Regions from separate parts of the Homo sapiens genome. Here regions 1, 3, 4 and 5 are each linked to region 2. The links are chromatin contacts, found by Hi-C or POLR2A ChIA-PET in ENCODE. All regions are on one chromosome and are shown on one strand. The core of a region is the stretch at or near the end of the contact, and the rest is flanking DNA. Distances in the headings are between cores, read along the strand shown.

Evidence for each region. Hi-C counts contacts between places; a loop is a spot of excess contacts on that map. ChIA-PET counts read pairs that join two places held with the same protein, here RNA polymerase II (POLR2A). Pooled maps may share reads with other maps.
Region 1: a pooled map shows a loop between it and region 2 (11-fold over the local background). The contact joins the promoter of CCDC24 here to the promoter of CDC20-DT in region 2. A Hi-C loop is called at or near these places in 7 of 50 pooled maps.
Region 3: a loop to region 2 is called in a map of CD4-positive, alpha-beta T cell, with 23 times the contacts of the local background. The contact joins the promoter of C1orf50 here to the promoter of CDC20-DT in region 2. A Hi-C loop is called at or near these places in 3 of 168 maps with a recorded cell type or tissue (B cell and CD4-positive, alpha-beta T cell), 7 of 37 single-sample maps with no recorded cell type and 15 of 50 pooled maps. POLR2A ChIA-PET finds 5 or more read pairs at or near these places in 2 of 52 experiments (PC-9 and WTC11).
Region 4: a loop to region 2 is called in a pooled map, with 6 times the contacts of the local background. The contact joins the promoter of DMAP1 here to the promoter of CDC20-DT in region 2. A Hi-C loop is called at or near these places in 2 of 168 maps with a recorded cell type or tissue (CD8-positive, alpha-beta T cell and naive thymus-derived CD4-positive, alpha-beta T cell), 1 of 37 single-sample maps with no recorded cell type and 7 of 50 pooled maps.
Region 5: a loop to region 2 is called in a map of CD8-positive, alpha-beta T cell, with 18 times the contacts of the local background. The contact joins the promoter of ERI3 here to the promoter of CDC20-DT in region 2. A Hi-C loop is called at or near these places in 1 of 168 maps with a recorded cell type or tissue (CD8-positive, alpha-beta T cell), 1 of 37 single-sample maps with no recorded cell type and 6 of 50 pooled maps.

The regions. Positions count from the first base shown.
Region 1 is chr1:43,990,262-43,992,961 of GRCh38, forward strand. CCDC24 (coiled-coil domain containing 24) reads left to right here and starts at 1,338. Exons shown (of 9, transcript NM_152499.4): 1 at 1,338-1,485; 2 at 1,586-1,743; 3 at 1,951-2,126; 4 at 2,262-2,378. The coding sequence starts at 1,618. B4GALT2 (beta-1,4-galactosyltransferase 2) reads left to right here. Exons shown (of 7, transcript NM_003780.5): 7 at 37-907. The coding sequence ends at 187. RefSeq lists silencers at 1,492-1,601, 1,742-1,791.
Region 2 is chr1:43,357,243-43,359,942 of GRCh38, forward strand. CDC20-DT (CDC20 divergent transcript) reads right to left here and starts at 1,431. Exons shown (of 4, transcript NR_183650.1): 1 at 1,308-1,431; 2 at 800-866; 3 at 561-658. It overlaps CDC20 (cell division cycle 20), which reads left to right and starts at 1,739. Exons shown (of 11, transcript NM_001255.3): 1 at 1,739-1,764; 2 at 1,925-2,154; 3 at 2,248-2,396; 4 at 2,483-2,579. The coding sequence starts at 1,974. RefSeq lists enhancers at 508-1,016, 1,128-1,187, 1,527-2,035 and silencers at 1,478-1,587, 1,778-1,927.
Region 3 is chr1:42,765,946-42,768,645 of GRCh38, forward strand. It overlaps C1orf50 (chromosome 1 open reading frame 50), which reads left to right and starts at 1,304. Exons shown (of 5, transcript NM_024097.4): 1 at 1,304-1,445; 2 at 1,564-1,679. The coding sequence starts at 1,367. It overlaps P3H1 (prolyl 3-hydroxylase 1), which reads right to left and starts at 1,083. Exons shown (of 15, transcript NM_022356.4): 1 at 562-1,083. The coding sequence starts at 1,026. RefSeq lists an enhancer at 342-461 and silencers at 722-831, 1,452-1,591.
Region 4 is chr1:44,212,065-44,214,764 of GRCh38, forward strand. It overlaps DMAP1 (DNA methyltransferase 1 associated protein 1), which reads left to right and starts at 1,407. Exons shown (of 10, transcript NM_019100.5): 1 at 1,407-1,794; 2 at 2,286-2,377; 3 at 2,639-2,700. The coding sequence starts at 1,690. RefSeq lists a silencer at 716-815 and enhancers at 1,213-1,507, 1,246-1,485, 2,251-2,700.
Region 5 is chr1:44,353,815-44,356,525 of GRCh38, forward strand. ERI3 (ERI1 exoribonuclease family member 3) reads right to left here and starts at 1,443. Exons shown (of 9, transcript NM_024066.3): 1 at 1,078-1,443. The coding sequence starts at 1,212. RefSeq lists a silencer at 1,178-1,407 and enhancers at 1,277-1,777, 1,678-1,727.

The DNA.
Region 1 (2,700 bases), core at 88-2,587, 630 kb after region 2:
GTTAGCCCTGATGTGGACCATTTCCATCCTATCTAGGTTTACCAAGATTCAAAACACGAAGCTGACCATGAAGCGGGACGGCATTGGGTCAGTGCGGTACCAGGTCTTGGAGGTGTCTCGGCAACCACTCTTCACCAATATCACAGTGGACATTGGGCGGCCTCCGTCGTGGCCCCCTCGGGGCTGACACTAATGGACAGAGGCTCTCGGTGCCGAAGATTGCCTGCCAGAGGACTGACCACAGCCTGGCTGGCAGCTGCTCTGTGGAGGACCTCCAGGACTGAGACTGGGCTCTGTTTTCCAAGGGTCTTCACTAGGCCCCCTAGCTACACCTGGAAGTTTCAGAACCCACTTTGGGGGGCCTCCTGCCTGGGCAGGCTCTTCAAGTGTGGCCCTCTTTGGAGTCAACCCTCCTTCCCGACCCCCTCCCCCTAGCCCAGCCCCAGTCACTGTCAGGGTCGGGCCAGCCCCTGCACTGCCTCGCAGAGTGGCCTGGGCTAGGTCACTCCACCTCTCTGTGCCTCAGTTTCCCCCCCTTGAGTCCCCTAGGGCCTGGAAGGGTGGGAGGTATGTCTAGGGGGCAGTGTCTCTTCCAGGGGGAATTCTCAGCTCTTGGGAACCCCCTTGCTCCCAGGGGAGGGGAAACCTTTTTCATTCAACATTGTAGGGGGCAAGCTTTGGTGCGCCCCCTGCTGAGGAGCAGCCCCAGGAGGGGACCAGAGGGGATGCTGTGTCGCTGCCTGGGATCTTGGGGTTGGCCTTTGCATGGGAGGCAGGTGGGGCTTGGATCAGTAAGTCTGGTTCCCGCCTCCCTGTCTGAGAGAGGAGGCAGGAGCCCCAGGGCCGGCTTGTGTTTGTACATTGCACAGAAACTTGTGTGGGTGCTTTAGTAAAAAACGTGAATGGAGCAGCTCCCTTGTCTGTTTGGGGGTGGGGGTCGGGTCCCTGAACGTGGTTACCCTGAGTGTGTTGTGGTGGAAGGGCACTTGGGGAACCTGGCCCAACAAGTAAACCTGACCCGGGCCATCCTGGTTCTCCAAGCGCTGCCACTCCCTAGGCTTTCACTGGCCTTAAGGGGAAGTTTGTCCTTGCACTGCTTCCGGGACAGTGGAGGCGACGAAGTAATAAACCCGTGGACCCAGATTTCTCAGGTCTTAACACGTTCCCTGAGGCCTAAAGGTGCCCAGGGCCGAGCCCAAAGTGCTTGGGTCAGGGCTCGGTGGAGCGCCGAGGTGAGTCTGAACTCCCAGCCGGCACGCGCCGCCCGCCGGACCAAACACGGGAGGGGGCGGGGCCCTAGAGTCGCGGCGTGGTTTCCCGGGTGATGGCCACGCGGAAGAGGTGGGGCTAGGGCCCTGGTTCCCACTGCCTGGTTTCTGGGCCCCCGGCATCCGAGTCGGCCAAAAGCCGGGCAGAAGAGAGCGCCAAGGACTGGCAGTTCCGGAACGGGCAATCCCAGCCGAGGGGACCAGCGGCAGAGCACGGGTGGGGCTTGGGAGAGGGCGGGGCCCATAGAGGGGCGGGGTTTGGTGAGCGTTGCCGGCGGGCCCGCGGTACCTCCCGCACTCTGACCTGCGGCCCGTAGGTCCGAGCCGGGGACGGCGGCGTCGGTGGGTCATGCTCCGGCACTCCCCCTCGCTGTGGGAGCTGGTGGAGGAGCACGTTCCGCTCCGGGAGCGACGCGAAGTGAAGAGGATTCTGGGGGAGGCGGCGGTGGACCTGAGCCTGGAGCTGCGGGCGGAGGTGGGGAGAGGGAAGGTGGGCCACGCCCCTGGCCTGCCCCACGACTCGGGTGATTTCCCACCTCTGCGGGTCCCTGGCCCTGCCGGGTAACTCCCGAGATCCTATCCTGGTCTCCCCTTTGACTCCGCCCTCTCCCTCACTCCCCCAGCCCCCACCATTCCGGACACTCCCCTCCCCAGTCGCAAGGTATCCCAGCTCTCCTTGCAGGTGGCGATGTTACGGGCACTGCTCCAAGAGGCTCGATCCTCTCAAGCCCCCAGCTCCCGCCCCATCTCTGACCCCTCTTCTCTTCTGGCACCACCGCCTCTCCTAAAGGACCTCTTGCGCCAGGAGCTCCGGCAGTTGCTCCAGGGTCTCCGCCACAAAGCCATCTGTGAGGGCAGGTGGGAGCCTCAGGCCTGGGCCCTTTCCCTAGATACCAGGTGGGCTAGCGCTGCCCCTAACAAGGAGCCAGGGTTGCCTTTTCTGTGGTTTCCAGAAAGGAGCCTCTCAGCTTCCTTCCTGTGCACCTTCTGCAGGGACCAGGCCCAAGCTTGGGTCCAGTATAGCCCCAGGGTCCTGCACTTTGCCTTGGAGGAGCCCAGGTGTGATTTGCCAGAACAGGAGATATTCCAGATGAGAGGTGGTGGGCCCAGGTAAGGTGATGGTAGGAGAGAGGGATCTGTCCCTGCTTGGCAGAGGGCCCTAGCCCACTGGTGGGTTGCACCTGGCTCCATGCAGGAGATTCCAGTCACGGGCTGGGCACTTCCACCGCCACTTGTGATAGAGATTATCAGCCCATGAGGGCTACTGAAACCCAGAGGAAACACCTGCCTAGCCTGGGGACAGGCAAAGCTTCCTGGAGAAAGTGGTTTGATCTGCGTGTTGTAGTATGAGGAGCAGTTTTCAGGGAGATGAAAGAGAAGAGCTTTGTAGGAAGAGGGAAGAAAGGAAGCCATGTCCAGCAGGCGGTTGTTC
Region 2 (2,700 bases), core at 181-2,680:
CTGGGAATTCCCCACCTCTAACCTAAGCATATCCAATTCCTTATTTTCCAAGGTAATTGGAAATAGAGAATGCAAAGGCTTCAAGTCAAAGATAATAACATTATCTGTAAGCATCGGAGTGGACTTTAAGCTAATGACTGAAAATGATTTTTCCAGCCTCTTTCTGGGACAGTATAGCGTATTGTTTAGATTGCAGGGATTAGTCAGATAGTTTGAATCCTGGGCTCCCCTACTTATTATTGGCTGCATGCCTTTGGGCAAGTTTCTAATCTTTCTGACCCAGTTTCTTTTTTCTGTAAAGGGAAGATGGGGTATCTATCTGCCTTATGGGATTAAGGATTGAACTCGATAATGTATGTAAACTTTTTTTTTTTTTTTCAGACAGAGTATCGCTCTGTTGCCCAGGCTGGAGTGCAGTGGCTCGATCTCGGCTCACTGCAAGCTCCGCCTCCCGGGTTCACGCCATTCTCCTGCCTCAGCCTCTCGAGTAGCTGGAACTACAGGCGCCCGCCACCAAGCCCGGCTAATTTTTTGTATTTTTAGTAAAGACGGGGTTTCACCGTGTTAGCCAGGATGGTCTCGATCTTCTGACTTCGTGATCTGCCCGCCTCGGCCTCCCAAAGTGCTGGGATTACAAGCGTGAGCCACCGCGCATGGCCTGTAAATTGTTTTAACACAGTAGTTAGATGGTCCATAAATGGTACCATTATTACTTTTATGATTGCTGCTCCACCTCTGAGCACATTCATACAATTCACTCAAGTCATTATTAGAGCACTAGATTGAGTGCGAGTCAGACCTGGATTCCCACAAACTTCTTTGTATGACCTCGGGCACATCCCTTCCCTGGGCCTCCGTTTCTCCATCTGTAAAATATGGATTTGTTGTCGGGGTGGGGAGGCTGCACCACGCACAGGTTAGACTAATGGATCTCTAAGGTCCTCACATCTTTAAAGCCCCAAGGGGATAAGCCACAGTGCCTCCTGTAGGGCAGTCTAAGCTTATCTTCCAGATAGGCAGGTTTGAATACCGATCCTTTTTCTTGACCTTAAGGAATTCATTCACCCTTTTCAACCTCATTTTCCCTGTTTGTAAAACAACAGCAAACGAGACAAACACACGTTACTTCCTTTCTAGCAGGGTTCCTACCCGGCGCCAAGCAAAAGTGGAATGTACCCTAAGTAGCTCTGGCCTTCTTCCTGCTCCCAAGCTTCCCAATTCCGTCCCCTGCCCCGCTGCCGCCCGCGGCTCTCCTTCCCCTTCTAGGAACGGCTCAAGCGCCTTGGGCACTCCATCGGGTTCTGCACCGAGTTCTGCATCATAAATACGACTCTCGTGTAGGATTTAAGTGTGAACTTCTGCAGGTTCTCGGACCCTGAAGCACCCGGGGCCAGACATTCCGAGCTCGCGGCGGTGGAAGGCACGCAAAAGGGCGAACCGAGACGACTCCAGGACGCTGAGGCAGCGCAGGCCCCACCCGGCCCCGCCCTGCCCCGCCCTGTCCCGGCCGGCTTTCCAGTACTAGTCCTCTGGCGCCGGCTCCCAGCCCCTCTCGTACCCTTCAAATCGCGCTCCGCCGCTAGACTCTCGTGATAGCTGAGACTTTCCCCGGAAGGCCCGCCCCCTTCGCCGGAGAGGCCAATGGGCTAGGGCAACGGTTGCGACGGTTGGATTTTGAAGGAGCCAATAGGCGCTCGGAGCGGAGAGTTTAAGAGGCGTAAGCCAGGCGTGTTAAAGCCGGTCGGAACTGCTCCGGAGGGCACGGTGAGAGGTGGTGGGGCTGAGCCGAGGTGGGGCCGTGGCCAGGGGGAGGGGGTGCTAGGCCGGAAGGGGCTGCAGCCGAGGGTGGCCCTGATTTTGTGGCCGGCCAGGAGCGAAGGGGTCCCTTTCTGTCCCCTGAGCACCGTCGCCTCCTTTCCTCCAGGGCTCCGTAGGCACCAACTGCAAGGACCCCTCCCCCTGCGGGCGCTCCCATGGCACAGTTCGCGTTCGAGAGTGACCTGCACTCGCTGCTTCAGCTGGATGCACCCATCCCCAATGCACCCCCTGCGCGCTGGCAGCGCAAAGCCAAGGAAGCCGCAGGCCCGGCCCCCTCACCCATGCGGGCCGCCAACCGATCCCACAGCGCCGGCAGGACTCCGGGCCGAACTCCTGGTCAGTGAGGTGCCAAAGGAACTGAGTGAGAGCAGCCTTCATACTTTCTCCCTGGGGAGCCTGGTCAGACTGTCTTCTCTTTCTCCGCCCCAGGCAAATCCAGTTCCAAGGTTCAGACCACTCCTAGCAAACCTGGCGGTGACCGCTATATCCCCCATCGCAGTGCTGCCCAGATGGAGGTGGCCAGCTTCCTCCTGAGCAAGGAGAACCAGCCTGAAAACAGCCAGACGCCCACCAAGAAGGTATGTGTCCCAGAGGGGCTTAAGGCACGGGACCTGACTGTTCTTTGGATAATACCATCTTGCTCCTTCACTACCCTTTATGCCAGGAACATCAGAAAGCCTGGGCTTTGAACCTGAACGGTTTTGATGTAGAGGAAGCCAAGATCCTTCGGCTCAGTGGAAAACCACAAAATGCGCCAGAGGGTAAGACCCGAAGTTCCTGGTTCCTGGAGGGAGGTGTCAGTTCATCTCCAGGGCTGAGCACAGATATCTGTCTCCTCTTCCTATCTAAGATTGAGGGCAAGGGAGGTGTTGATTTTCCCAG
Region 3 (2,700 bases), core at 54-2,553, 590 kb before region 2:
GCACTCTGGCATTCCGAAAAATACTCATTTTCTTTGTAAACCTGGCAGACTAGCCAGAGGGTCCCCCCCCCGCCCCCACACACACACAGAAAGGGCCAGGCAGCCCCTGCTGGCGACGTGGCAACCTCACATCCTGAAAGAGAGCTGCTGAATCAAACAGCAGGAAAAGCACCACTGGAAAACCAACCGGAAGGGAGATATTGTAGACCGCTACTAGCTTCTCACTCGGACACTTACAATGACATCAGAATGGGAGACCCAAACTGCCGCTTTAATTCCTTCCAGGAGATTTCCCAGGGAACAAAATGGCCATGAGTTTTGCTTGGCCTGTGCCCTAACCCCAGGCTGGACCTTTGGGGTTAGCATCTGCCCATGCGAACTGGGCGAGGAAGGTCTCCTGCCAGGGAGCAGCTCTCCCCGGCTCCGAGGAGAGCTCCCCAGCCAGGAGGCCACTTTCCCCTCCCTGCGGACACTTCCCCGATCCCCCAAGCTCCTCAGGTCCCCTGCAACACTCCTCTCCCCAGAAGGACCCCGGCCGCCTGGTTCCAGGCAGGTCTGCACCTTGAAGTAGGCGACCTGCAGGTAGTTGTAGGGGCTCCGCTTGCGGAACTCCAGCTCCATCTCTTCGCTGAGCGAGTGGGCGGCCGGCGGCCCGAGGCAGCGGCGCAGGCAGGCAGCGCGACGCAGAAGGCCCCCGAAGAAGCTCAGGTCGCGCAGGGCGGCGGCGCCCGAGGCCTGGGCCGGGCTGGGGGACCAGTCGGGGTCCAGCTCCCACGGGAAGTCGGCGGCACACTGGGTGCGGCAGCGCAGGCGAAGGGCGCGGAGGGCTGCCCGGGAGCGCAGCGCCCGTTCCATGCTCAGGACCACCCCGGGCCAGTCCCCGCGCGCGTAGGCTGCGGTCCCCTCGGCGAAGAGCAGATCAGGCGTCACCATGCCCCATCCTGCCTCGGACTCGACCTCGGCTTGGGAGGCAGCGGCCACGACAGCCAGCAGTGTGGTCAGCAGCTTCAACGCGCGTACCGCCATCGCTCCCTCAGACCTAACGGAACCGCCAGCCACCCGCCACCAAGGCCGGAGTCCTACCCCCGGCGAAGGCCCGCCCCCGGGCGAAGCCCCACCTTCCAAGCCGGGCGGCGCATGCCCACGAGGCTTGCACCGCCTCTTTTCCTTTCAGTCAGCCCGGATCCCCCCACCGGCCCTCAGCGAATCCCGGCGCGTCAGCCGGAGCCCCGCCTCCGAGCTCAGGCCTTGCTCAGTCGAACTGACGCCCAGTAGACAAGAAAGACGGAAGCTCCGCCCACGCGCCTTTATGCGCAGGCTCTTCCTACTCGCACAGCCCAGGGAGTGGGGAGGATAAGGCGCTGTCATGGAGGACGCCGCCGCGCCGGGGCGGACCGAGGGGGTCCTTGAAAGGCAAGGAGCGCCGCCAGCTGCAGGCCAGGGAGGTATGCGGGGCGGGAGTCAGCAGGGGGAAGTCAGCTCCCGCGAGGCAGCCGGTCTCGGGGCTCCGCGGGAGGCCGACGGCGGGAGCTCACGGCTTGTGTTCCTGGGTGTGTGTCGCAGGAGCCCTGGTGGAGCTCACCCCGACCCCCGGCGGCCTGGCCCTGGTGAGCCCCTACCACACCCACCGGGCCGGGGACCCCTTAGACCTCGTGGCGCTCGCAGAGCAGGTGCAGAAGGTGAGGAGGCGCGGCCGGGGCAGCGAATAACCATCTTCGTTCACGTTGTACTCTGCGTCTTTCGGCTCAGACCTCACTACCACCTATGGTGGGGGTGGCATTTGCTCTTGTCTCCATTTTACAGACGAGTAAAGCCGACTGTCATTGTGAGTCGGTGGCCTGATTCGAATGACCTTCTGGGACCAAAGGTTCCTCTAACTGCAACTTGAGTGCCCATAATCTTCCTTCGTGGGAAGGTTTACACAACACTTTAGTGTTCATTATTTCATTTGCACCTTAGGACAGCCTTGTGAGGTAGGCAGTACAGAGTTATTCTTCCCATTTGACACAAAGAAAAGTTCTTCGGGAAGTTTCAAGGTCCGCTTATTTTAAGCTGCTTCCCATAAGATCTTTGTTACCTGAGAGTTTAAACATCTTCTAGCAGGGCAAGGACTCCAAGTTTAGTCCTCATTAAACACAGTATTCCCAAGCCCAGTGTTTATATATGGATGGCCAAAATAAGTCAAATAAGGAGGAAATGTGAAATAATGGAAAAAACACTGGAAGTTTGGACACATGAGTATTAATCCCACTTTTGATACTAACTTGCAGTGCGACTTAAGGCAGATTACTTCTCTCTGGACCTCAACTATTTTATCTGTGAAGTGAAAGGTTTGAAGTAGTAGAGCTCCAAGATCTAAAGTTTTGTCATTATTCAATGAAAAACCAGATTCCTTCTTATCTCTTATCAAGACTTCCAGTTGTACACCCTCTTCAGTGTCCACAGATGGAGGGTCCTGCTGTTTTAAAGATTATCATGGCCCCTTATCCCTGTATACACTATCAGATTTGGCCTTGATTATGTTCCAGGGTCTTTGCTTTGCCCAAAATTATTTAATGTGCTCAAATTCCCTCACATCTCTTTTTTTTTCAATGATCCTAGAAATCCTTCGAATCCTTTTTTTTTTAAAATTAAGAAAAATTCAGATACGCAGAAAGCTCCTTTAATTCAAAACTTGGCTTTCTTCTTTTTGAAGAGCTG
Region 4 (2,700 bases), core at 157-2,656, 850 kb after region 2:
CTAAATATAAGCTCCACCAGTAGCTATTTGTATCTCGTTCACCCACTGCATGCCCAGAGTCTAGAATAGTGCCTGGCACATACATTCCTTTATGTACTGTGATCCCTGTCTTCACAGAAATGAGTCTATTAGAGATATATATTAAACAAGTAATTACACAATTAATTAACTACAACTAGGGTCAAGTGTTTCAGGCAGCCAATTGCTCTCTCCCTTTCTGGCTCCAAGGACCATTTCCTTACCCTGTGGACAATTTCTGCTGTAAGACTGTGACTTCCTCCGGCAACTGTTTGGAGCTCAGTGGATCCATCCAGGAATCAGACCCAGGAACAGGTTTGTACCTCCAGGCCTAGTTCTCCAAAGTTTTGGGGACTAGTCAGGCTTGTGGCTACAGCTGTTGTATCCCCTTGTCTTCTCCAGGCCAGAACAGGCTACACCACTTATAGCTAACTTGCGCAAACTGTCTGCTCCTCTAGTCCCTGCTGGTATCTTTGGCAGGTCTCGACTTGGGGTCTGGCCTTCTTAATGCCTTAACAAGCCCCACCCTATCCCACAGGCTATGTGTCCTTCAAATTGACAGGCTGGTTTGCAGACTGCTGAAGCTGGGAGCTGCTTTCCTTGTCCCTTGTGCCCTTCCTCAGGACCTCCTGTCTCTCTCTTTCCAGGAAGATCCCCAGGTTTATTCCCTTGAGGGATACTTCTAAGCTGGTTCCTGCTTGGGGCTGTGTTTTGGGCTTCTTCGTAGCCCAAAGAGTGCAGCTAGCTCCTGTACTAGTGAAGTGCCACGAAGCTGGCCTCCAGGAAATCCCCACGAGGCCACAACCCACAGCTATCTCCATCAGAGGAGGTGCAAATGAGGGCCCACACCTTACTCCATTTTGGCAGCCGCCCTAGGAAGCTCTGCCTTTATTTCTTCATCTTCAAGCTTATCACAATTTGAAGTTTATCTCTTCACCTCCAAGCTTAGCACAGTGCCTAGTACATATTAGCACTTAATGAAGAGGGGGCAATTCAAATCATTAACTCATTTAATAAAAAAATAGTAAATGTCCCACGCACCGTGCTAATGTTTTACAAGGATTCTTGGTATTTCATTTACACAGGTGCCATTACAATTTCCATTCGGCAAATAAAGAAAAAGGTCCAGAGAAATTAAGTGACTTCCCAAAGTCACAAAGTTCTGGTATCTCTTCACTGCCTGAGACGCAACGGAGCATCGTAGAGGGAAAATGCCAGAAAGCAGGCAGTGCACCAATGAAAACAGGCTCGCGGGAGAACCAAAGGGTGGCAAGCTCAGCACGGCCAGTAGCTTTCACCCTCGGTTGCCAGTCGGCTTCGTTTCCTACAACACCGACCGGAAGTGTTTCTGTCGGCCGCGTTCCGAATGAGCACCGCCGGAAGTTTCTGCCGCGGCTTTGCGGGGACGGGGGAGTGGTAGTGGGGGCTGCAGCTGCCGGACCCAGGTGCGGAAGTGCGAGGGCCCAGGTGGCTGAAGGGGCCGTTAGGAACATCCAAGCGGTGGGGCACAGGCAGATCCCCGACCTGACCTGGACCACCCTTCTCCTCTTGGCCCGCCCCTTCAACTCGCCTCCGCTTAGGTCTGGATTGGCCCCGCCCCCTGACCTGAGCCTGGTCCTTCTTCAGGCACTGACCCTTGACCTCCGGTGGCTCCCCCATCTCTCAGGCGCGATGGCTACGGGCGCGGATGTACGGGACATTCTAGAACTCGGGGGTCCAGAAGGGGATGCAGCCTCTGGGACCATCAGCAAGAAGGACATTATCAACCCGGACAAGGTAGCAGGGGCACCTGAAAGCGTTGACTAGGGGAGGGTAGGGGAGTGAAGATGGGGAGGAGTGACAACGGGCAAGGGATGGGTGCTACACTTACAGTGAGTTGGGCGATAAAAGGGGTGACATAACAGGACAGGGAATATGTGTCATCCTTGATGGGAGGGAGGAGATGGGACATCGTGGGAGATGGTGGGACCAAGAGGGTATGACACCTCTAAGAGCTGAGAGGACCAGGCAAGTGTGATTTTTGCAAGATATTGTTGGGGAGAGATCAAGACATTGTAACAGTCTGAGAGTTGGTGGGATGGGGAGGGGACTGCTCTGATTTGGGCGTAGGATGGTGTTCCTGGGAGTGGGTTTCTGTGCCTTTACAGTGTGTCAGTTTGCCTGTCATTGACCCTGTAGGTGCTGCTTTGTTCAGGGATTGAGCTGGACTAAAGAATTTTCAGGAAAGGGTCTAGGTTGTGGTTCCTTTCTGTGGTTTCCTTCCTCAGAAAAAATCCAAGAAGTCCTCTGAGACACTGACTTTCAAGAGGCCCGAGGGCATGCACCGGGAAGTCTATGCCTTGCTCTACTCTGACAAGAAGCAAGTATTGGAGTCCCAAGTCCCCCAGGTTTTGGCCCCTGATTCACCTGCCATGCCCCTAACTCCTAGTTTTCTCTAACAATTTTCTCCTCCCCAGCAAGGGCTCCTGCTTGCTTAGCAGGATGCAGGAGGACCTGAAGTCTTTTGCTCCAGGACATGACTTTCTTGCTATAGGGTAGGGTAGATCAGCTCCCTGGGACAAAAAGCTCTTTAACACACCTTCTGATTCTAACCTCGCATCTCCCTAAACCTCCCTGCCAGGGATGCACCCCCACTGCTACCCAGTGACACTGGCCAGGGATACCGTACAGTGAAGGCCAAGT
Region 5 (2,711 bases), core at 193-2,692, 1.0 Mb after region 2:
GCTCCAGTGAAGCACCACAGAATCTATAAAGGAAACCTTATCAATCACTTCCCGGCAGCTCCCTTCCCCCAACCCCCACCTCCTGAGGAAAAGGCAGCCAAGTGGGTTTCTAACCAGGATCACAGACACACATTAGTGGAGTCACACTCCAAGTCCCTGTTTATAAATTGGCTTTTAAATGGTAGGAGATTCAGGTATAATAAACTAAGCTCCAAGCAAGAACCCACTAAAACAAGGCATGCTGTATATGATAAAGTCAGAATAAAGCAGAATTTGATGAAGCCAATTTCTGGAAGAAACTCTACAATCAAAACTCATTTAGCCACTCACAACCTACTATAGTTTGAATAGCGTACACTCTTTTAGCCAATAGGATTCATGTTTTGCTGCCCTTCCGCTGGGAGACTGATTAAATGTCTGACAAGAGTAAATGCCATTGAAGTGGCCAGAGACCTCTCGCAGACACAACGATGGGCACTATTTGTTGCAAAATCCAGCTCTAAGGACAAAATCCAAACCCCCATTGAGGGGCCCCACATCCAGCATCTTCCAAGTCAACAAGGAGCAGTTATATTTTGCAAGAACTCGCAGTCAAGCCTCAATCCAAGTTCATGCTTTTTTTAAGAAAACACCTGTTGCTGGACCATTTGCAAGACAGGCAAACAGAAAGCTAGCCAGGTTAGGCCCTTATTCACTCCTTCCACCATCACTACTACCACCGCTTCAGATTTACAAAGAGGTAAACTGCTAACCTGGTGTGTGGGCATGTGTTGGCGAGAGGGTCAAGGGAATGTTCTACCCACAATCTCCATGCTCCATTTCTAGCCTCTCTAGTCAAACCTTTTTCTTCTCTAGTAATCCCAGTAAGTCAACCCCCTTAATAAACTCACCCATCCTGTCTTGCAAAGCTCTGCCCCGCTCCCCCTCCGCCAGAACATTACTCAGTAGATTAAGTAAGCATCCAGGGTAAGCACATGGGCCAGCACCCCAGGTTGCATAAATTCTGCGCACCGCGACCCTCACCCCGCATGCATTAACCAGGGCCCAATCTTGGCGGGGCCATTCAGCATCACCCACCCCGGGGTGTTGCCCCCAACTCGGGCCCATCCAAGTCCAGGGGAGAGTAAGGGGAGGGGCGGGGGGCCAGGAGACCAGCCCTCCTTCCCAGGGCCGCCCCCGCCCCCCGTCAGCAGCGGGAGAGGCTGTCGCCATGGCAACGCCCCCTCCTCGGGGCCAGCGCGGCAGGCTCCCTCCAGGTGCAGGCCCCGACGTCTCCCTCGGCCTCAGCAAGCGCTCAGGGCAGTTGGCGGCGGCGGGCGCGGCCCGCGCCGACTGCGGCGCCGGCCAGGCAGAGGCAGGGCCAGCTCCGCCCGCTCCCCACCGCCCGTTCCCGGCCGCCTGAACAGCGGCAGCCAGCACCACGAGTCCACAACACACCGACTCACCTCCGCGCACTCTGACCCCGACCGACGCGGCGGACGGGCGGGCGCTGTGGCCAACCGCTGAGCCCGCTGCCGACCCCTTTGACCAATGGGCTGCAGTCAGGCGGGGCTTCTTCTCCCCAAACGCTCGCTCTCCCGCCGACATGCGCGCTAAGGTATGTCAAGATGGTGACTCCCGGCCGCCGGCCTTATGGGACTTGTAGTTTTGACGTTGCACAAACTCAGAAGAGAAGACGGGGACGGGGACATCACTTCTGATCTGTGAAAGGAATTTTTTTAAAATGAAACTTTCTATGGCCTACAGCGATCTAACCAGGATCACAGACACACATTAGTGGAGCCCCCCATCTCCGTTTTCCCGCCCTCCAATATACCCGTAAGGTGAATGTGGGCTCACAACGTGACAGAATTCTATTTACATGACTCCTCATGATTCGTTCATTCAACAAGTAATTATTGTCATCTACTTTCGGATGTGGGCCTGGGGGAGACCTGAGACAAGGAGGGATTAAGCTAAGAGGAAAATGCTTAGATTTGTGAAGGGCCGTCCTAAGGAAGAGGGAACTGGCTTGTTCAGGTCCACTCAGAGGAAACTTCTGTTTAAAAGGTTTCTGGCCTCAGCTGTGAGGAGCTTCCCCAGTCAGTCTCTCCAGTAAGCTGGAGAGACCTGTGTTTCTTCATCCTGGTTATGCCTTTCTGGGTAGTCATGGGTCCCAGGTTATGAGCTGGGAATGATGGCTTTGACAGCTTCCCAATCGGTCAGGACCCCATCCTCTGGGCCCAGCTTCAGTTACCAAGCCCCTCTGTGTGCTGTCTGCATACTTACACTTAGGATGATGTCATTTCTGGGCCCTACCACCTCTGAGAGCGGACCTTACCATAACGGTTTCCACCTGAGCTGAGAGTGCCTGGTAATCCCCATATCAGGGAATGCCTTCCTTAATCCCACCCACGTCATAGGTTAGGTGATTCTGCTGTGGACCTATAGCATTTATCATATTGTCTTATAATTGTCTGTTTCCTTGTTGTCGCTCCCACAGGGTTTTAAGTCCTTTAGGAAAAGCATTTTTTCCATATTGTTCATGTTGTATCAGTAATACACCGCATAGGGCAGGTATAAAGAAGGCCCGCAATAAATGTCTGCGAACAAATGAGGGAATATCCAGCAGCAGGGACAGACTTATCCCGAGGTCAGTAAAGTGGAGGCACTATCCCCCAACTCTTGGAGCTGGAACAGATTCTCCTATTATTACCTACACATTAACCCCA